Regions from separate parts of the Homo sapiens genome. Here region 1 is linked to region 2. A link is an interaction called in ENCODE POLR2A ChIA-PET data of the cell type or tissue named here. Cell type or tissue: Caco-2. All regions are shown on one strand. Each heading gives the region's core, and the rest is flanking DNA. Links, peaks and the distances in the headings are about the cores only.

Region 1 (16,377 bases), core at 5,764-10,763, 120 kb before region 2:
TCTTGCTCTGTCATCCAGGCTGGTCTCAAACTCCTGGGCTCAGGCAATCCTCCCTCCTCGCCCTCCCAACTTGCTGAGACTACAGGTGTGAGCCCCCAAGCCTGGCTCTGCTGCTTGTCTTTTAAAGAAATTCATCTCCATGAGCCATAGAAAGCTGTTTCCCTTTCTAACCTACAGCCTTCCGGATACCCTTCTATGTTCACACTCACTAGGCCACACCCCACTGATGGAGCTGATTCCCTAATCTCAATGTCACCTGCAGCCTGAATGTAATTCTTCTTTATTGCGTTCAGCCCACCTCTGCCCTGGAGCTGCCATGACAACTTGTTTGTTTGCCTTTCCCTTTCAGATTTCAAATCCAACTTCAGAGCTGCTCCTATCAGGTCGGTGGACGTCTACAATGTCATGTGCAATGTGGTGGGCATCACCCCGCTGCCCAACAACGGATCCTGGTCCAGGGTGATGTGCATGCTGAAGGGCCGCGCCAGCACTGCCCCGCCTGTCTGGCCCAGCCACTGTGCCCTGGCACTGATTCTTCTCTTCCTGCTTGCATAACTGATCATATTGCTTGTCTCAGAAAAAAACACCATCAGCAAAGTGGGCCTCCAAAGCCAGATGATTTTCATTTTATGTGTGAATAATAGCTTCATTAACACAATCAAGACCATGCACATTGTAAATACATTATTCTTGGATAATTCTATACATAAAAGTTCCTACTTGTTAAAAAAGATACAAACCTTGTTTTTCCAGAAGGTAGGAAAATCCTAGCTTTCCATTTGTGCAGTTATATGTCATTTTCTCCTTTCTTTTCACGTTACTCAGGATGAACTCTCTGAGCAGGGACCTGCTCCTGCAGCAACCAAACTTGGAGTGGTTATTGCAGACAGACGTGGCTCTGGGCCCCTCTCTGTCCCACCTTGCACAAAGGACCCCCTCAGACCAGGCCCTTGTCTGTGCCCTGTCCACACCCAGGAGCCATCCTCAGTGTCTGTGGCCACAATCCTGTACTGTTCCTTCCATCCCTGATAAAAGGAGGTCTACATGAAAGCAAAAGCTACTGTCTATTTCTGACCCAGCTCATGGAATTTTTTCATCTTATACTGAGCTCCAGAAAGGACGTAACTTAGCATGGATCACCAATCAATCAAAAAATAAATAAATCACTAAGGATTGGAGAACTCATAGAACAAGGTGAAAGACATGAGTGCCCTCCCAAAGTCTGAGTGCACGAAAATTTCTCTCTTGCCTTGAGGAGCAGAAAAGCTTCTGATGGACATGGGCTTCTGTGAGACTTATCACACATAGTGTATCGTGGCATGAAGCCCGGCACATAGCAGGCCCTGCATATTGATGGACAAATGGATGGCCTGCCTGCCTTCCCTGTCCGTTCACCTGTGCAAAGGCTTCCTCAGACATGCCACTCTGTGGCTCCCAATATAGGGTGCAGACAAGAGCAATCCCTGACATGACATTATAGCCTGGGAAAGGGCTGGCTCACTGATGAGAATGTGGAGGCATCAGCAAGGATCTCGGTGGGTTGCTCAGAGAGGTGATGCACTAAGCCTTAATCCTGGACACCAGTACCCCTGCAGCATGGCTTGCTCAACAACAGTCTTTGAGTGGCATAGAATTCCAAAGAAAATGGTGCTGGGTGGAGAATGGAGAGAGCATGATGGAGCAGAGTCCCAGTCACTGACCAACTAACTGGTCGTTTGATTAGGAAACAGTTTGGCCAAAGTACCACCTTTGAGACCTAAGTTCTTTTGATACCTTTGAGAAGAGCCACTGAGCCTGAGTTGAAATATTTTTAGCTTAGTCATCTGTGTTTGCTATAGGAGAAATTGTAACACAAGAAATAACTCCTTTTTACATGATCATTTATATCTATATACATATATATACTTGCATACACTATCACTGCATTAAAAAATGAGTTTGGGCTGGGCATGGTGGCTCACACCTATAATCCCAACACTTTCGGAGGCCAAGGAGGGACAAACGAACCCTTGAGGCCAGGAGTTCCAGACTAACTTGGGCAACACAGGGCGACCCCCATCTCTACAAAACATAAAAGATTTTTAAAAAATTAGCCAGGCATGGTGGCACATGCCTGTGGTCTCAGCTACTTGGGAGGCTGAGGCAGGAGAATCATTTGAGCCCAGGAGGTCAAGGCTGCAGTGAGCTTTGATCACACCACTGCACTCCAGCCTGGGCAACAGAGCAAGACCCCATCCTCCACCCCCCCCAAAAAATAGAAAGAAAAAAAAAGTTTGCACTAATTGAGGTACATCTGCAAGTGAGACTTTTTGTCAGGAAAAGGCAATATATCAGGTCTCCTCAGGACGATGGAGGCCTTATATGGTGTGTTACCTTGAAAACTGAATATCAACGTTCACCTTGATTCAGGAAAGCTGGGTGCTGTCTCCATGCCATGAATCATGAGAGCAAAGGATCACTGCTTAAAAATACTGAATTTACCTTCACAAAAGATTTCTAAAGATTTATGTAATGTGTTTTAAAAGCGCCAGTAAACCATCGGATCAATTGGAAAGAAGGCAACTCTTCAGCCTTTGTTATCTAGCTGAAAACAAATGACAACTTTCAAAACATTGGCAGTAGTTGTTGAAAAAGACGTCTATTGTTCAAAGTTTCTTTCTCCTTAAAGGACGGTGTTCCAATGAATTCAGTAGAGCCCACTTTCCTCCACTGTGGAGGAAGAATCCCTAAGAGATACTCAAATGATTAAATTAAAATTGGATCATCAAACTCAAGAGAGGCATAAACTTAGACACAGTCTTGCATTTTTGTCTTTCCTGAACTCTTCTGCCATTTTCCTCCTTCACTCGTCCTGAAAATCTGCAAGTTACATAATAAAACTTTAGATATTTGTCTGACAAAGTGTAATTACTCAACTGAATAAATGACTGAGAACAAGTTACAAAAGGAATCATGAATCCTGGTAAACAATAAAGAAGATTCAGACACTGAGGGAAAAAAATAAAGCTTTTTACTTAAATAATGCATATATTTTTTATGGCTTAATTATTTGGTGAAAATTTGTTCCCTTTTATTTTTGTTTTAAAATTACATTGTTCTCCTTAGGAAAATTCCACTTTCTCTAAATGTATTTTTTTCCATAGGACTAAAATCTGCTAGGAATATGTATAGACACTTTGTCTCCTGGATTACTTTTCAACTTCACGGCTGATTCCAGGACAAAGATAATTGGGTTGGTCTACCGAGGACAAATGAAAGGAATGAGCCTCAGATTAAAGATGAGATGACTTTTTAATAATCGCCATTCTGACTGGCATGAGATGGTATCTCATTGCGGTTTTGATTTGCAGTTCTCTAATGAACAGTGATAATGAACTTTTTTTCATATGCTTCTTGGCTTCATAAGTGTCTTCTTTTGAGAAGTGTCTGTTCATATCCTTTGCCCAGTTTTTGATGGTGTTGTTTTTTCTTGTAAATTTGTTTACGTTCCTTGTAGATTCTGATATTAGACCTTTGTCAGATAGGTAGATTGTAGAAATTTTCTTCCATTCTGTAGGTTGCCTGTTCACTCTGATGATAATTTCTTTTGCTGTGCAGAAGCTCTTTAGTTTAATTAGATCTCATTTGTCAATTTTAGGTTTTGTTGCCATTGCTTTTGGTGTTTTAGTCATGAGGTTTTTGCCCATGCCTATGTCCTGAATGGTATTGCCTGGGTTTTCTTCTAGGGTTTTTATGGTTTTGGTTTTACCTTTAAGTCTTTAATCTATCTTGAGTTAATTTTTGCATAAGGTGTAAGGAAGGGATCCAGTTTCAGCTTTCTGCACATGGCTAGCCAGTTTTCTCAGCATAATTTATTAAGTAGGGAATCTTTCCCCATGGCATGTTTTTGTCAGCTCTGTTGAAGATCAGATGGTTGTAGATGTGCAGTGTTATTTCTGAGGTCTCTGTTCTGTTCCATTGGTCTATATATCTGTTTTGGTACCAGTACCATGCTGTTTTGGTTACTGTAGCCTTGTAATATAGTTTCAAGTCAGATAGCATGATACCTCCAGCTTTGTTCTTTTTGCTTACAATTGTCTTGGCTATACGGGCTCTTTTTGGACGATTATTAAAAAGTCAGGAAACAATAGATGCTGGCGAGGCTGTGGAGAAATAAAATGCTTTTACACTGATGGTGGGACTGTAAATTAGTTCAACCATTGTGGAAGACAATGTGGCAATTCCTCAAGGATCTAGAACCAGAAATACCATTTGGCCCAGCAATCCCATTACCGGGTATATACCCAAAAGATTATAAATCATTCTACTATAAAGACACATACACACATAGGTTTATTGCAGCACTATTTACAATGTCAAAGACTTAGAACCAACCCACATGTCCATCAATGACAGATTGGATAAAGAAGATGTGGCACATATATACCATGTGATACTATGCAGCCATAAAAAAGAATGAGATCATGTCCTTTGCAGGGACACGGATGAAGCTAGAAGCCATCGTTCTCAGAAAATTAACACAGGAACAGAAAACCAAATACTGCATGTTTTCACTCATAAGTGGGAGTTGAACAATGAGAACACATGGACACAGGGAGGAGAACGGCACACACCGAGCCTTGTTGGGGTAAGTGGTAGGAGGCAGGGGGAGGGAGAGCCTTAGGACAAATACCTAATGCACGCAGGGCTTAAAACCTAGATGATGGATTGATAGGTGCAGCAAACTACCATGGCACATGTAACAAACCTGCACGTTCTGCACATGTATCCCCGAACTTAAAGTAAACAAACAAAAAAAAAAGACAAAATAATAATAATAATAAAGATGAGATGAGTGACCACTCTTCCTGTCCATATGCCTAATCTCTGGAATCCAATTCAATTAAGTTGTGAGGATCTAAGCATCAACTAGATCTGGCCCAGGGGATTCCTTTTAGCCTCCAACAGTCCTCACTTATAAGGTCCTAGTTTCCTTTACTTTTAAAGGGACCTTGGGAGTCCACCTCAGAGCCGAGTTCATCATAGACAGTAGTTTGCAAACTTCCTGGGCTTTTAAGCCTCATCTGACCCACCTCCAGAGATGCAGGTTCAGAGGGTCTGGGGTGGTCCTGAGATAGCACCTTGAAGTCACCTGGACCCAAGGCTTGGGTTTGCTCTGATAAGAGGTGGGTTCTGACTTGATCCTGTAGACCCAATTCTCCTGAAAGCTATTTCATCATCAGCCCATATCTCTAGGGGCCTCGGCTGGGTCAAGTGTTCAGTCCTTCTAAACCAAAGTAGATCTGCAGCCCCAGTGGTGGAGGGAGGACCCACAATAGGCAGACTCAGTTTCTCCACATCCCACTCCCTGTGGCTCTGAGATCCCCAACGGTGCTACAAGACACACTCAGGCATTATTCAAGACTCACAGCTATTTTATGAATTTTCCAAGAAAGTGCTTTGCACTTCTGTAAATAGCAAGAGATTTCCAAGTGTGATTGTGGGTTTTATCTTTGTAAGCAATTTGTGATAGACCAAAGTCAGCTACTGTAAATGACTTGCTAGAAAAAAGGAAGGAGGTAGCCTCAACAGACTTGTTATAAAACATTTAAAACTTGGTCTCAGGTGCGTGCTATGGAAAATATACTCGTATGTTGCTGTGAAATCATAAAGTAGCACCTAGTACAGTGCCTCAAATGTTTAATACACGTCCCGTAAATATGTGTTGAATAAAAAATGAATCAATGTCATTAAGGGGACTTGCTCAAACCTCAGATATCCTCTCTGCCTGCAGTTTCTCAAATTAAATGAACTTTTCACTTTTGCCTTGCTCTCTTTTCTTATTACCCAACTAACAATATAATTACGCTTTATTTCATGGATCTAAACATATTCTATCTCAGGCTTATAAATTAAGCATGGGGGAGGAAGGAAGGAAGGAAGGAAAGAAGGAAGGAACTGGGGGCGGGGAGGAGGGAATTACATTTTAAATATACTATGCATATTAACTTTTTAAAAATATAGCGCTTTATTGAGATTGAATTCACACACCATACAATTCATCCATTTGAAGTGTACAATTCAACAGCTTTTAGTGTATTCACTGAGTTGTGCAACTATCACAAACTTTAGAACATTTTTATCACTCCAAAAAGAAACTCCAAACCCATTAGTACACTAGCAGTTACCCCCATTTCCTCCCACTACCACCCCAGGCAACCACGAAACTGCTTTCTGGCTCTACAGATTTGCCTGTTCTGGACACTTCATAGAATAACACAATATGTTGTCCTTTGCAGATGGCTTCTTACACTTAGCATAATGGTTTCAAGGTTATAGCATGAATCAGTACTTCATTCCTTTCATTTACAAAGAATTATTCCATTGTATGGATATACTTCATTTTATTTGTTCGTTCACCTATGGACAGACATTAGTTTTTCTCACTTTTTTGATTTTCATCATGTGTTTCATTCATGAACACATTTTTGTGGACCCGTTTTCATTTCTCTTGGGTCTGTCACTAGGAGTGGAACTTCTGGGTCAGATGGTAACTTTATGCTAAACTTTTGAGGAACTATCAGACTATTTTCCAACTTGGCTGCCCCATTTTGCATTCCCACAAACAGTGTAGGAGAGTTCGAATTTCTCTACATCCTTGCCAACATTTGGTACTAGCTGTCCTTAATGACAACCATCCTAGTGAGTGTGAAGTGATATTTCACGGTGGGTTTGTTTGCAGTTTCCCAGTAATGAGTCAGGTTGAGCATCTTCTCATGTGCTTATTGGCATTTGTCTATCTTTGCTGGAGAAATTCTATTCAAATCCTTTCCCATGTTTTTTTGTTTGTTTTGTTTTCTATATAGGTAAACTCGTGTCAGGGGTGGTGGGTGGTGGTCTGAACAGCTTTTTTCATCACCCAGGTATTAAGCTCAGTGCCCATTAGTTGTTTTTCTTGATCCTCTCCCTCCTCTCACCCTCCATCCTCCAAACAGCCCCAGTGTTTTGTTTTTCCCCTCTTCATATCCATGTGTTCTCATCATTGAGCTCCCACTTGTAAATGAGAACATGCAGTATTTGGTTTTCTGTTCCTGTGTTAGTTTGCTAAGAATAATAACCTCCAGCTTCTTCCATGTTCCCGCAAAAGGCATGATCTCATTCTTTTTTATGGCTGCATAGTATTCCATGGTGTGTATGTACCAGATTTTCTTTATTCAATCTCTCATTGATGGGCATTTAGGTTGATTCCACATCTTTGCTATTGTGAATAGTGGTGCGATGAACATTCACATGCATGTGTCTTTATGGTGGAACAATTTATTTTACTCTGGTTATATACCCAGTAATGGGATTGCTGGGTCCAATGGTCGGTCTGCTTTTAGCTCTTTGAACTTTCTCATTTTTTAATTGGATTATTTGTCTTTTGAGTTGTAAGCATTCTTTATACATTCTGCATACCAGTCCTTTATTAGATATATGGTTTGCAAATATTTTTCTCCTTCTGTGAGCTTTCTTTTCACTTTCTTGATGGCGTCCTTTGAAGCAGAAAATGTTTAAACTTTTGATGATGTCTAACATCGGTTTTCTCTTTTGTCAGTTCTGCTTTTTGTGTCATATCTAAAAAGGCTTTGCCTAAGCCCAGATTATCATGAAGATTTACTCCCTTAATTTCTCCTAAGAGTGATAAAGTTTTAACTCTTATGTTTAGGTCTGTGATCCACTTTGAGTTAATTTTTGTGTTAGGTGTGTGGAAAGAGCATGACTTCATTCTTCTCCATGTAGATATCCAGCTGTCCCCGCAATACTTGCTGCAAAGCATGTCTGCTTTTTAGAGAAATGTTTAAATTATTCTGTTGACCAAAACTTATTTAAAAACAAAAATCCAAATCACTTCAGAAATTTAAATTTTGTATTTCTGGTTACACAATACTCGGTATGGAACACTAAAATGAGTATCCCATAAATTCAAGGAGAAATATCTTCTATAGAAGGTGAGCCCTAATGTTCTTGAAAACAGCTCCATCACCTGGAAGCACTGCAGAGGACCCTACCTTAGGATTCTGCACCATCTTCCAGCTGAGCCTGTGTTGAGGCCCCATTTCCACCACCATCCCTGGGACAGCCCGAGTCCAGTCTCTATCCAGCTTCACCACCCAAGTTCACCCAGGCTGTCCCAGAGCACTCTTATGGCCTCACCCTAGAAGCCAGTAACAGCCCCACAAGCCCCTTCTCCCCAGTACCCCAACTAGAAGTTCCACCTTATCATTCCACTTATCATTATGCAGTGACCTCCTATCAGGCTTCCTTGAGATCTTAAGGTTTCAGGTCATTCTCCTCTCTTCCACCCAAGGGGTTTTCTAACATGCAAGTCAGGCCAGGCCATTCCTTGGCTCTAAACTCTTCAGTGAGCGTCCATGGTCTCGACTTAACACTTTCAGCAGGGTTAACCAGGCCTGGCATGTGTAGGTCTGTCAGCCTGTTCAATGAGCGAATGATGATTTATTTTACTTGCATTTTATTGCATTCCTCACCCCCTGCCCTATTGTTATCCACCCCTCTACCCCACTCCACTTCCACTTTTTTTTTTTTTTTGAGATGGAGTCTCGCTCTGTTACCCAGGCTGGAGTGCAGTGGCACCATCTCGGTTCACTGCAACCTCCGCCTCCTGGGTTCAAGCAATTCTCCTGCCTCAGCCTCCTGAGTAGCTGGAATTACAGGCGCACACCCCCCACCCAGATAATTTTTGTCTTTTTAGTTGGCCAGGCTGGTCTCGAACTCCTCCTGACCTCAGGTGATCTGCCTACCTCGGCCTCCCGAAATTCTGGGGTTACAGGCGTGAGCCACCACACCTGGCCCACTTCCACTATTTAAAGTCTCTGCTTCAACATTTTAATCTAAACTCTGACCTTCTTATTTAACCCCATTTTCCCTCAATTACTTCACTTTTGTTTCCCTTTAGCACTGGGTAATGCTGTGGTTCACAATTATCTTTATTTCTATTTCCTTGCATTCATACACATTTTACTTTGCATGAAGTTTATTGCATGCTAAATATGCAAATAATTCTGTTTTTCTTCTCTGTCTCATAGTTTCCTTGAAAACAGTAAGCTAGCTTGTTTTCTCTCTTTTTAGGATGTCGGGGTCTGAGGGACCCTAATAATTGCCACCCCTGCATCCTAACTAATTTGAAAACTCATGGAGGTAGACACAGGGTATGGCAGATGGAGAGTAAAATATCCTCTTTCTTAAAACAAAGCTGATGGATACTGGAGAATATGGTTTGTAATACCTCACCTCTGAATTACACACGGTTGCCCACCAAGGCCTTGCACCTGTGAGACTCAGAGAACAGAGGAGCAGGAGACACTGTGAGCTCTGTGTGCACAGCTGGCCCTTCAGAGAGAAGCAGGAAAGGGGCTCCTTCTGAAGCTCCCCAATAAGGTAAATCACTTCTCCTCTACTGGGGAGACGAGGGTGTGAAGAGTGGAGAAAGGCCAGAGGTGGGAAACGTAGCAAACGTCCCTGAAAATAAAGTGGTGCTTGAAGTGGAGGCCCCGCCCCCTGCCTGCTTCCCACGGAGCTTCATTGGCCCTGGGAATACGACCTCCATGCACATTCCTGGCTCAGAGGACTAGAAGGTGCAAGGCCCAGAAGCAGCTTCCATCACTGTGAGACCTACTGTTGAAGGATCCAGCAAAGGCAAGATCTGAACAAGGCTCAACAGCAATGGGAAGCTGGTGGGTGTGGAAACTGTTAACAGTTGTTTATGGATGAACCACAGGCTCACCCTGGAGAACTGCAGTGTGGCCACAGTGCCTTCATGGTGACACATCCCAGGCTCTGCAAAGACAAGGGTTACGCTTGGGCGTGTGGGCTAGTTGAGGGTCTGAATTTGATTGATCAAATTCAGCGCTCTATTTCTGCATGGGATGAGCAGCTCTGCTTCTCACACCAAAATAATTCAAGGCTAGTAGAGTAAAACATCTTGTAGAGGGCTTTCAGACAACATCACGTATATCTGCATTCTTCTGCAGCCTTTCAGTGAAAAGTTTACGTTGGCCACTTGCAGTAGTTTGCCCTGAATCCTGAACTTAAATGCACCGGACACAGATTTCTGTAGTTCATTTTCAAGTCTTAGAATTAAGGATTTAACAAATGGTATACAAATATATGTAACTCTCACACACTAATATAAAATAATATGAAACTACTTTTGATTGCTTGGGGAAAAAAATCCAGTCATTTTTTTCATAGTTGCCTGATATGTATTAATAGAACCCGGCCCAGGAATGATTAAAGGCAGAAGTCTGTTCATACCTTAAGTAGGAAACACCAGCCTCTGGTTCACCAGGTGACAGCCAGGATGACAGCTGCTCATTTTGTTGAATACTGAACTCTACCTGCAGGTTATGATGTCTCATAGTCCTCATACGAGGGGTGGGGGTTGGCAGTTGAGAAACTGGATAGGACTCTTTACTGTAACCACGCATTAACGATGGTGCTTGTAATTTGTGTGGGAACCATGATCTTCAAGATCCTTCCTTCATTCTCATATATATGCTGCGTGTCACCAAGTAAAAAAACTATGGAGAGAGGTAGCATCTCCCCCAGTTATTTGGGGGGTTATACAAAACAACCACATTTATGTCCATGTTTCACGTTGCATCTCAGCCTTCGTCCCTCATGGCTGGTGAGTACTCCAAGAGTCCCGGGCCAGAATGCAGCTTCTTTGCCTGCTGTCACTGTCTGGGTCCCTGTGGCCTTGGTCTGGCAGGAGGAGCTGTCCAGAGGTCCATTCATAGGTGTCAGCCGTCCCACCTCCGCCAAACAGAGGCCATTTGTTACACATTCTCCATATTGACAAAGGGAGACGAGTTGTTGAGAGTCCAAGGATTGAAATCAGAAGCAGGAGGCAGGCAGGGAGGCACACGGAGTGTCAGGCCAGAAGGCCCAAGGGGAAGAAGGGTGTGATGGCAGCCTGAGGCCATGCCACCTTTCGAGGAAAGCCACGAAGAGGAAGAAGGCACAAACACACAGCTGTCCTGGGGTGGTTCCCTGAGTGCGGAATGCCTGCTCCAGTGTGTTTCTTTCCTGTACCACCCAGGGTGCTCACTGGACCAGGAGAAGTTCCATCACATTGGTGGTTCCAGGGGCCACCAGGACAGCTCAGGAGGACTCCTGGCCTGATCCACTGTCAGGGCCCCCAGCACTACTGCAATCCATCCCGCAACTCCCCTTCATCTCCCCTCCCACAGACCACCCATCCTTGCTTCTGTATTTGTCATCCTGCTGTGCTCAGATTCGGGGCACTCCAAGCTGAGCTCCACAGTTTTGCCATAAGCCCTTGTCCATAGGCATGATCCTATAAGATGACATTTTCCCAGTCATGCATCTTAGTTTACATCTTGGCAAAAAGAAAAATGATGACTTTCCTTTCTCTTAAAACTATGTTTTAATCATGTAATTGCCAGAAGAGTCCATGATGCCCTTGGCAAGTTTAAAACACAAACAATTGTATTTGATCAGAGCTGTCTGGCTTACTCATCTCTCCACATCCAGATCCTGAAGCAGCATCAGCACACAGCAGGCCCTCAAACACTGAAAGAATGCATGAATCTAGCCCTTAGAAAACGGTGTGCTGACTGTGTAATATAATTATTTGAAGTTCTGGAGCTGCTTCCGGAATAACCTGCCCCATGTGGAAGGAGTCCCTCCAAAGAAGCTTCAGACCTGTAGATACAGAAGAAGAGCACACACAGCACGCTTTGTTAGTTAAGCTGCGGCCCTCCCAAAAGATATGTTCCCATCCTTACCCCTGGTAAGGTACTTGTGAATGTGAGTTTATTTGGAAATAGGGTTTGTGCAGATATAATCCAATTAAGATGAGGTCACAGTGGATTAGGGTGGAACCTCATCCAATGACTGGTGTCCTTAAAGGAGAGGGAAATGTGGACTCAGTGACACAGAGAAGAAGGCAGGGAAGTGACAGACACAGACTGGAGCAGTGCAGCTGCCAGCAGAGGAATACCAAGGCTTGCCAGCAACCACCAGACGCTGGGGAGGTGCAAGGAGGGAGTCTCCACTCGAGCCTTCGGATGACTCGTGACCCTGTGACACTTTGATTTCTGTGGCTTAAAGCTGCCCAGCTTGTGGTCGTTTGTTATCACGGCCGCAGGAGGCTAACACACCCTTCCAATTATTCAGGAGTCAATCCAGCTCATCAAAGATTTTTTTGAGTCAGGGTCTCACTCTGTCGCCTTGTCCCTTCCTAGCTTCTAGTGGTTGCTGGCAAGCCACGGCTGCCATAACAAACTACCACAAACTACCACTTGCCCAGAGGCTGGAGTGCAGGAGTGTGATCACAGCTCACTGCAGCCTCCGACTCCTGGATTCAGGCCATCCTCCCACTTCAACCTCCTGAGTAGCTGGAACTACAGGCACACTACCACACCCGTCTAATTTTTAAATTTCCTGTAAAGATGGGGTCTCACTATGTTTCCCAGGCTGATGTTGAATTTCTGGCCTCAGGGGATCCTTCCACCTCAGCCTCCTTAAGTGCTGGGATTACAGGCGTGAGCCCACTGCGCCTGGCCTCATCAAAAATCTATGGAATTCCTCCTTCACATCAGTTACTGTACTGTATTCTGGGGATACACAGAAGAGAAAAATATGGTTACTGTCCTCAAAGAACTTACACTATCATTGCATTCTTCCATTTTTGTTTTGATTTTTGTCTTTTTTTGAGATGGAGTTTTGCTCTTGTTCCCCAGGCTGTAGTGCTATGGTACAGTCTCGGCTCACTGCAACCTCCGCCTGTGGGTTCAAGCGATTCTCTTATGGCAGCCTCCCAAGTAGCTGAGATTACAGGTGCCTGCCACCACGGCTGGCTAATTTTTGTAATTTTAGTAGAGACGGGGTTTCACCATGTTGGCTAGGCTGGTCTTGAACTCCTGACATCAGGCGATCCACCCGTCTCGGCCTCACAAAGGGCTGGGATTACAGATGTGAATCACCGCGCCAGGCCACATTCTTGCATTTCTGAGCAAATTGAATTTTCATGTCTATGGGACAAAATGTTCCTGTTGCAACAGGCAATGAATAGAGAGCATTTCAGGGAAAACAGGAGTAATGCAATGAAAGAAGGAACCTGCTTTCACGCAGAGGGGCTGGTAACAGGAAGCTCAGTGACCCGTGTTCCTGCTGGTCTCCTCACCTGCTGCCTCCTTCAGGACCTCACTCTTGGCCATTGGACGTACCGCTGCAGTCGGCTCTTTGCCTTGCCTGTAGAATTGTCTCTCAGCAACGGCAGGTTGCTGACCTGCTTCAAAGCCACCTTTATCTCTCTCATTCCTATAAACTGAAATTCCAAATTCTGCCTCCAACTCATTTCTGGGGCTTGGCTTCCCCTATATCTCTCCATGCTCCCTGACAAGTTTCACAGATGAGCCCCTGGCTGTGCCATTCTCAACTCTCTTGCGCTGGCCTTGTGTCCAGATGTCCTGCCCACTCTGTCTAGCAAACGTTTATCCTTCGGATCTTAGATGTTCTGTAATGCTGGTGCGCTTTCAGGTTCTTGCTATTGTCTTGCTTATCACAAAACAACTCACACTATATTGTAACCGTTTGTTTTCAAGTTTATTCTGTAAACAAAACAAACACTGAGATAGTATCTTTTCATTTGGGGGGGTCTCCTTCAACACCCAACAAAGGCTGCCACAAAATAGTTGATACTTGTCTGTTGAATAAATGAATGAATGATTGAATAAGTAAATAAAGCAAAACAGGTTAGGATGCTCTGGTCAGAAGATCACCTAAATTTGGACAGTGCTCCTCAGAGCAGGGATGGGTTGGAGAAGTTGGATGCAGAAAATGTTTTGCAGAGAGTAGCAGAACTGGAGAAGTGACAGGCTGCATGACATGAAATCCAGAGGGCAGGGGTTTCTTTCTGACGTTCCAGCAGCCTCCCTCTTCAGGCATATACTAAAGGGAGTGGAGCCACGGGCAGAGAGAAGAAAAGATGAATGAGCTCTGTCTTTACCATACTTAGTTCAACTTTTCAACTAAACTCTGGTACACACTTGTACTGTCATTTTTCCTACACCTTAGAAGAGACAACAGAAAGGAGCTGAGTCCTGAACACCCAAGACTTAGCATATGGAGGAGGAAGAATCCCACTCAGCATCTCCTTCCTTCTCACATCTTCAGAGTCAGATTTGCCTTTTATTACCTTTCAGCAGCATCGGGAAGTGGAAATAACCTTGTTTCCACCTCTCCTCTCTCCCCTGACGTTCTGCTGGTTAGAACGTCTGGCCCCAGGGTGATGTCAGCAGACGCGCAGGGAGCTGAGCCTCCACCCTGTCTTTGAAGGAGGGGGTGCTCCAAGCACCTCCTGCACTCCCACAGATGTGGAAGAGTGGCAGACAGGGCAGGGGCGCAGGTCCAGAGAAAAGGAGACGAGGAGGTCTCTTCCTTATGATGACGAGGTGGTACCCTGCATCACGAGGGTGATGTAGGGTCTCTCCTGCATCGTAAGAAAGCCTTGAACAAGCGCCCTCGCCCTCTTCTGCCATATGAGGACACAAAGAAGTCTCCATCTATGAGGAACAGGCTCTCTGCAGACACTGACTCTGCTGATGCCTCTGTCTTGGACTTCCCAGCCTCCGGAATTGTGAGCAATACATTTCTCTTATTTATCAATTACCCAGTCTAAGGTATTTTGTTATAGCAGCATAAATGGACTGATACAAATAAGTCCAAACAGGAGGCTTGCTTTGCGAACAGCTTCAGACATACCCTCGGCATATCCCCCACCAAGCTGTCCCCCAGTGGTCCCACATGCTATTTTCAGATGACCCCAAAGCTCCCATCAGATGGCCTCTATACACTCCTAAGGAGGATTGCTGTCTCTCTATGGGTATTGTATGATAGTCATAATGAATTAAAATTTTTGAACTAGAGTCACTAGTTCTCAAACTTGGCTGTCCAAAATTACTGGAGGACATTACCTGTAAGTACTGAGGTCCAGGCTCCACCCTGCAGATTCCGATTCAGAAGGCCTAGAGGGGGCCAAGTGCTGATATTTAACAAAAATTCCCACGTGATTATAATGTTCAACCAGGAATGAAAAACAGGAAAAAATTTAATAAAAGAAGAAAAATATTAGTAGATATTAGGCCCTTTTAAGAATCCAAAGGGAGCATTTACACTTTACATAATTTTAATATTAGAATTTGTGCAGATTGGGAAATTAATTGTGTTCTGCTATGTTGCATAAACACATCTAATGCAGCATGCTACAAGTTCTTTAGTACTTTTAATACCAATGTAACCAAAAAAGGGCTAGAAAATGGCTTCGGCTTTGAAACAAACCACACTGAAGATGAAAACACTCCTTAGAGTGAATCACAACTCACTTGGAGCCATGCTGTGGACCGTTTGCAATAGTCCTGATCAGAAGTATCTACTGGCAAAACAAGAAACAGCTCATTGGCGTAGCCAGAACACAATATTTGGGGGAGTGTAGTTAGAGAGGCAGCAGGTCTTCTTCTGAGCCACAAGATATAAAATTCTGTGGCTGATGAGATTTTATTTGTCTTTGGGGAAAACTGTCTCACCTATTTTATTCATCAGCTTGAGCTAAGAAAATTCAATCTAGCAAACAAATTAACACAGATCATAGTAAGTCCAGCAGGGACCAGACAACTTAATGTTGAGAGAGCTATTTAGAGTCAATAAAATGTCCTAAGCAAATACTTAATGAAGGGCTTTTAGGTCATGCAGGGTCAGACCCCTTACTTTGTAGGGAAAGGCCATGCTGAAAGCAGCTCTCAGGGCCGGCTCAGCACCAATAACACATAACAGAGCTGCCACTGCTGGGATTCTCAAAGACTGGGAAGGGCCAGCAGAGCCACAGGACAGCCAGTGTGAGGGTTGATGAGGCTCTTCTCTGAATCACTTCTAGAGGTTCTGGAGCTCATTCACATAGGCATGCCCATGATGGCGGACAGAAGTATTGTCTATTTTCTCCCCTGCAAATGCAGAATGTCCTTATCCCAGCAAAAGGCAGCTATCCAAGTCAAGTGTGGTAATAAAATGTTTTTCATCAAAACTTTGGATGCCAGTATGGGTGGTGGGAGAGAGAAGATGAACTTTTAAATCTTGAGAAATAATGACAGCAACCACAAAAAGAAGTATAAAAATTCTGAACTTCTGTGTGTCAAAAATTAAGCAAATTTAAGTTGAATTGATTCTTAAACAAGAAAAGAGCAAAGTGGAAAAATTTATAGTAAATATAATAAGTGGTCAATTTCCTTAATCTTTCCATTTCTTTCTTCCTCTTTTTTTTTTTTTTTTTTTTTTTTTTTTTTTTTTTTTTTTTTTGAGACAGGGTCTTGCTCT
Region 2 (5,000 bases), core at 1-5,000:
CGATTAAGAAATGTGATTTCTACATTTTAAAGTAAGGGAATCTTTACAGCCTGCGAGTCAACAAAGATAACAAATCCTGCTTATAACAATGGAACTGCACTACAGAGGATCCAATCTTATGCAAACTGAGTCATTAATGAACCTAAAAATTGTTTAATTAGAAAAGCATGTTTGAAATTTGAAACTACACAATTAACCCATCTGCCAGAGAAATGAAGGTAACAGAACAATCAAATGTTTATAGAGAAAAAGTGCCTGTCTCATCAACAGGTGGATTTCTCTTCATGGGGTCACCGCACCCTGCTTTGTTTTAGACAAAGGACTCCAGCCCACTTCAAAGGCCTCTCCAACTGTGGTCTCAGCACAAGCTGTCTGGCTTTGGCATTTGTGCCAGGAGATAGAATCAACATCTTGGTAAAAGTCACAACCCAAGATCCTTTTTGTGCTACAAATATTTTGAACCAATTATTTAAAAACCTAGCTATGCTATCACATTTATGTATCTTTGGTAAAGTCTTTCTTTACAAAGCCATATAAACGGAAACCATATAGAGGGGTAGAAATAAGCCAAGAATACTACCTACTGGGTACAGTGTACACTATCTGGGTGATGGGCACACTAAAAGCCCAGACGTCACCACTGTGGAAGATACGCATGTAACACAATAAGATTTAGGGGTACTGCACTTGTACCGCTGAATCTAAAACATTAAAAAATGAATATATAAAAGAATAAAGCAAGGGTGAAGCGCTGCAAAGCTGGCTACAGATTCTTGCTAGCTGGCCTTGTATTTGGTGAACGGAGGTAGCTGGGCTGACGATCATCCAGCTTCCTCACATGCCGGTGGCCTGACCTCACATAAAGCAAGGTGGCTGGCAGAGTCCACCGTTCTATGCAGCAGCAGCAGCAGCAGCAGCAGCAGCAACCATCACTTGTCGTTCGATGTGTTTTTATTCTTTGTTTATGCTTTTAAAGGCTTATAAATTTTTATGAACTGTTTGAGGGGTAAATACATTGGGGTGGCAATATGACAGCTCGGTGAGCTCTGTCCAAAAGCTTGCTCACATGCTTCCCATTTGTGACACGATGAACCAGATAGCCCAACTCAACTATGGTATGTGTCCCCCCTAGCGACACATACCTTAGTTGGAGACACTGCCTTAACCTTTCCAGGGCATTGGGTTACTATTTATGAATGTGATAAAACATTCTCTAACCAACCGACAAAACCCTGGAGAGCATCCAAGTCGCTGTGTCACAGAGAACCAGGGGTAGGGCTGAGGGGTGTAGCTCATGTGTCTCTGTCACATCAGCACCTTGATGTATTTGTTTCACAAACCACCATAAACATTTCCAGATCTTTGCGTCTGTAAACACAGCTTCCCTTTACAGCTTTAAGTTGAAACTGTCAGAGCATTATTCAGCAGATAGTTTTGGAGCAATCAGATATTATGGTCAATTAATGAAAGACTATAATATCAATATTAGGATATAAACCAGCCAATTTCAAGGAATCTAAAAATGAACTAAACCTCCTGACCAAGCAAATCCGACACTCTTTACATCCCCCTTTATGGCCCTTACGACTCATTATAGATAAAAGGCTTTAAAAAGTAATCAATGCCAAAATATCCTCTAGAAATGAACAAGTTTGCTTACCCAATGTAAATGCACTTTAATGTATCATTTATCCACCAATAGATATTGTCACTGATGCCAGCAATCAAATGAAATGTTGACTCTGAGCAGAATGACTAATATGGAGGGTTATCTCTTTTTTTAGAATACGCTTGAGATTCTCTATGCAGCATACACACGTGTTAAGTTATCTATAATATACACATGCACATATAAAAGATTGAATAAAGGCAGCTGTAAAACTTCCTAACATGTTACAGTCGGTAATTAACGCAAATCGGAATGAAAACACTCTAGACTGCAGTCTTTTGGAGGCAGGAGCTCATGATCCCCAAAGATTCAGAAGCATTACCTCATTGCAGCCTTGAGACAAGCTGAGCATTCACTCTAGGTCTTACCCAGCATGCACCGGTTCACACAAAGACAACAGAGGCGTGACCAATCACATTGTGGCTAGCAGGCACTGTTTCAAAGCGCTCTCCCAATATTACCCATTGACATGCTTGCTGGCAGCCTGCTGAACTTGTCGTCATGACAACACATCCCAGCTGCTCACGGAGGCTTGTTATATTACTTTTCCTTTTCACCACTCACTTAGCTAATTAAAAATTTAGAACTATGTTTTGCATGTTGGATGCAAACTGAAACAATGCAGGTTCCTTTTTTCTTTTCTAGTCTCTATTTTTTTTTCCAATGGAGCTTTTAAAAATGCTGGGAAAAGCAAATTGAAGGACACTCCCATGAAGTCCCAATATAACCAATCAATAGAGAGACTGCATGTAGCTCCAGCCAGATGGAATTTGTCGCTAAACCTACTCCGCAGCAAAGCAAATCCAAATCATGAACATCACTGAAGATGTTCTTCCTGTTCTGAAATCTAGAAGCCAATTCAGCATAGATATTTATGTTGAAATATTCACATTATTCTTGGTCAAAATGTTCTTTCAATATTTTTATTTAACATGATTCTGATGTAAAACAGCTCTACCCATAATTCCACAATGCAAGCAGAGTAAATAAATAAATAAATAAAGCACAGCGAGAAGATCTTGTGAAAACTGCCAATATGGCAAGTATTAAAGGAGGTTCCTGGTAAAAAGCATGCCCGCAAACCTGACACATGTTTTAGATTTGATCACCAAAATGCACCACTGCGGGGGAAGGGGAGGAACGGCAGCCTTGCAGTGGAAAAACCATGGAAAGAAAATGCCAGCTTTTGTTTACCAAAGCATGAGAAATAAATTAAACCTCTCAAAGTGTTTCGAAGGCGATGGCTGCCTCACGAATATCACCTTTTTGAAAACCCCCCCTTCCGCCCTGAGTTAGACCTTCCTAACTGGCGTTGATACCAAAGGCATTCTTAGAATTCTAAGGTAAAAATTTGTCTTCAGATTTCAGATTTCCACATAACACATTTAACAGAGTAGAAAGAAAATGAAAATTCGAAGCTATGTTCATTGTAAATAAGCAGAGATAGGAGACATCAAAGTGGCTTAGAAAATCCAAGTGTTACAGCTGAGGGGAGAGGTCTGCACTAATTTCAATGAAATGAGAACACCGAGACATCAAAAACATGCTGAGAGAGCTGGCGTGCCTTCTGCCTCTTCCCAGGTTAGTCTCCTAATTTTTTTCAGTCTGAAATAATCCAGGACTGTCTGATTTGTAGCATTCAGTCCTCAAGCACAGTGCAAATGTATCCACAGAGAGCCTGGCCTATTCTCTCCAGAACTGCCCACATCCCTGAATTTTCAGGTCTACCGTCAATATCACTGAAAAGGAGTCCCACCCACTGAGAGAGTTAGGAAGAGAAACTTCAAGGAAGCCGTACAGAGTTCTAATTGCCAGTGAGGGATACTGGAGGAGTGCGGGCCCGGGACACCGAGGCAGACATCATGAGCAGAGCTACTTGGGGTGTTAAAGGTAAATACTGCTTATTCTCTGTCTTCTTACTTCAAGTAACCAACAGACGGAAGATCTAAGATGGGCTTTTCAGTTAAACATGGCAGACTGCAAACAGTGTCTCCCCAACTCTCACCAAAATGACAGTAGGTGGAATAGAAAAGGAGAAGAGAATGAGAGGGAAGATGAAAGCAGATAAGTCATGAAATAATTTTGGAAGTTGGAAAAGCAGATGGATGAGAAGTAGCTGAATTACAGGAGTGAAGAAAGTATAAATATATATACAAGAGGAAAAGCCAACCACAGAGGGTGGTATGGGTATAGTAATTCTAAAATTACTATTTTATATATATGGTATTTTATATATATGGTATATATGGTGTGACTGAGAAAATTAATCATGAGAGGAGACAAAGAGCCCAGTGATATCTCTATGAACTCCTGATTTTATATGTATATTTCTCCTAGCTCCGTCCACTGAAAAGCTCAGGAGGCAACGCCACCCCAGTACAAAGAGCTCCCATAGCATTCACGATCTTGGGTTGTAAATACCATTCTACCATTCCCCCTGAAAGAAACCAGGGTGCCTTATTCATGATCTTGGGTTCTAAATACTATTCTACCATCCCCCCTGAAAGAAACCAGGGTGCCTTATTCACGATCTTGGGTTGTAAATACCATTCTACCATCCCCCCTGAAAGAAACCAGGGTGCCTCATTCACGATCTTGGGTTCTAAATACCATTCTACCATCCCCCCTGAAAGAAACCAGGGTGCCTCATTCACGATAGTGGGTTCTAAATACCATTCTACCATCCCCCCTGAAAGAAACCAGGGTGCCTTATTCACTCTCTTGGGTTCTAAATACCATTTTATCATCCCCCCTGAAAGAAACCAGGGTGCCTTATTCACGATATTGGGTTCTAAATACCATTCTACCATCCGCCCTGAAGGAAACCACGGTGCCTTAGAGAAATAATTGATCATCACAAATAGGTCCAAGGCAGGAAAAACATAGGTGAACATGGAACATCATTTAGTGTCAGAAAAGGCTCAAAAACTGATGAGGACACCTCAAAAGACACGGGGACAAGATTGAAAGGATTTCTGTGGTCAAATCGGGAACCAGTTCAGCATAGAATACCATGCCTGCAAAAGACTATAACCCACTGAATAAAAAGAAATCCATGAGTCCATTATGGCACAAAAACAAACAAAAAATTATAGAGTGCTTAGAAAGGACAGTGCTTATTTTCGTTCAACAAATGAACATCAATTCATAACTTTAGAAGAAACTATCGAATTCGAATATCACATTTGTAACCACCATTGCAACAAGTGATTAAAGCAAGAATTACTGATGCATGATAAAACCACAGGGTCAAAGGCTGTTGGAAAACAAGCTATTCATACAGCCTCAAAATATCAACAGATTATTTTTAATTACAAAAAGAAAAAGACAA

Evidence for each region. Peaks named below come from ENCODE experiments on the same cell type or tissue, not always from the same donor. Only the 100,000 strongest peaks of a DNase experiment are listed, where the experiment ranks them.
Region 1: POLR2A ChIA-PET joins it to region 2 with 7 read pairs; 4 of 35 experiments call an interaction of 5 or more read pairs at or near these places.

The regions. Positions count from the first base shown.
Region 1 is chr4:184,075,355-184,091,731 of GRCh38, reverse strand. It overlaps LOC124900826 (a long non-coding RNA gene), which reads right to left and starts at 12,323. Exons shown (of 2, transcript XR_007058415.1): 1 at 10,297-12,323. It overlaps ENPP6 (ectonucleotide pyrophosphatase/phosphodiesterase 6), which reads left to right. Exons shown (of 8, transcript NM_153343.4): 8 at 350-3,026. The coding sequence ends at 555. In Caco-2, for the core only: no CTCF peak of the experiment used is centred there; no DNase peak of the experiment used is centred there.
Region 2 is chr4:183,957,282-183,962,281 of GRCh38, reverse strand. The region is part of intron 1 of STOX2 (storkhead box 2); the gene reads right to left. Among named protein-coding and RNA genes, the nearest start is that of STOX2, 54 kb to the right of the region's middle. In Caco-2, for the core only: no CTCF peak of the experiment used is centred there; a DNase peak (open chromatin) is centred at 2,071; H3K27me3 peaks cover 135 bases.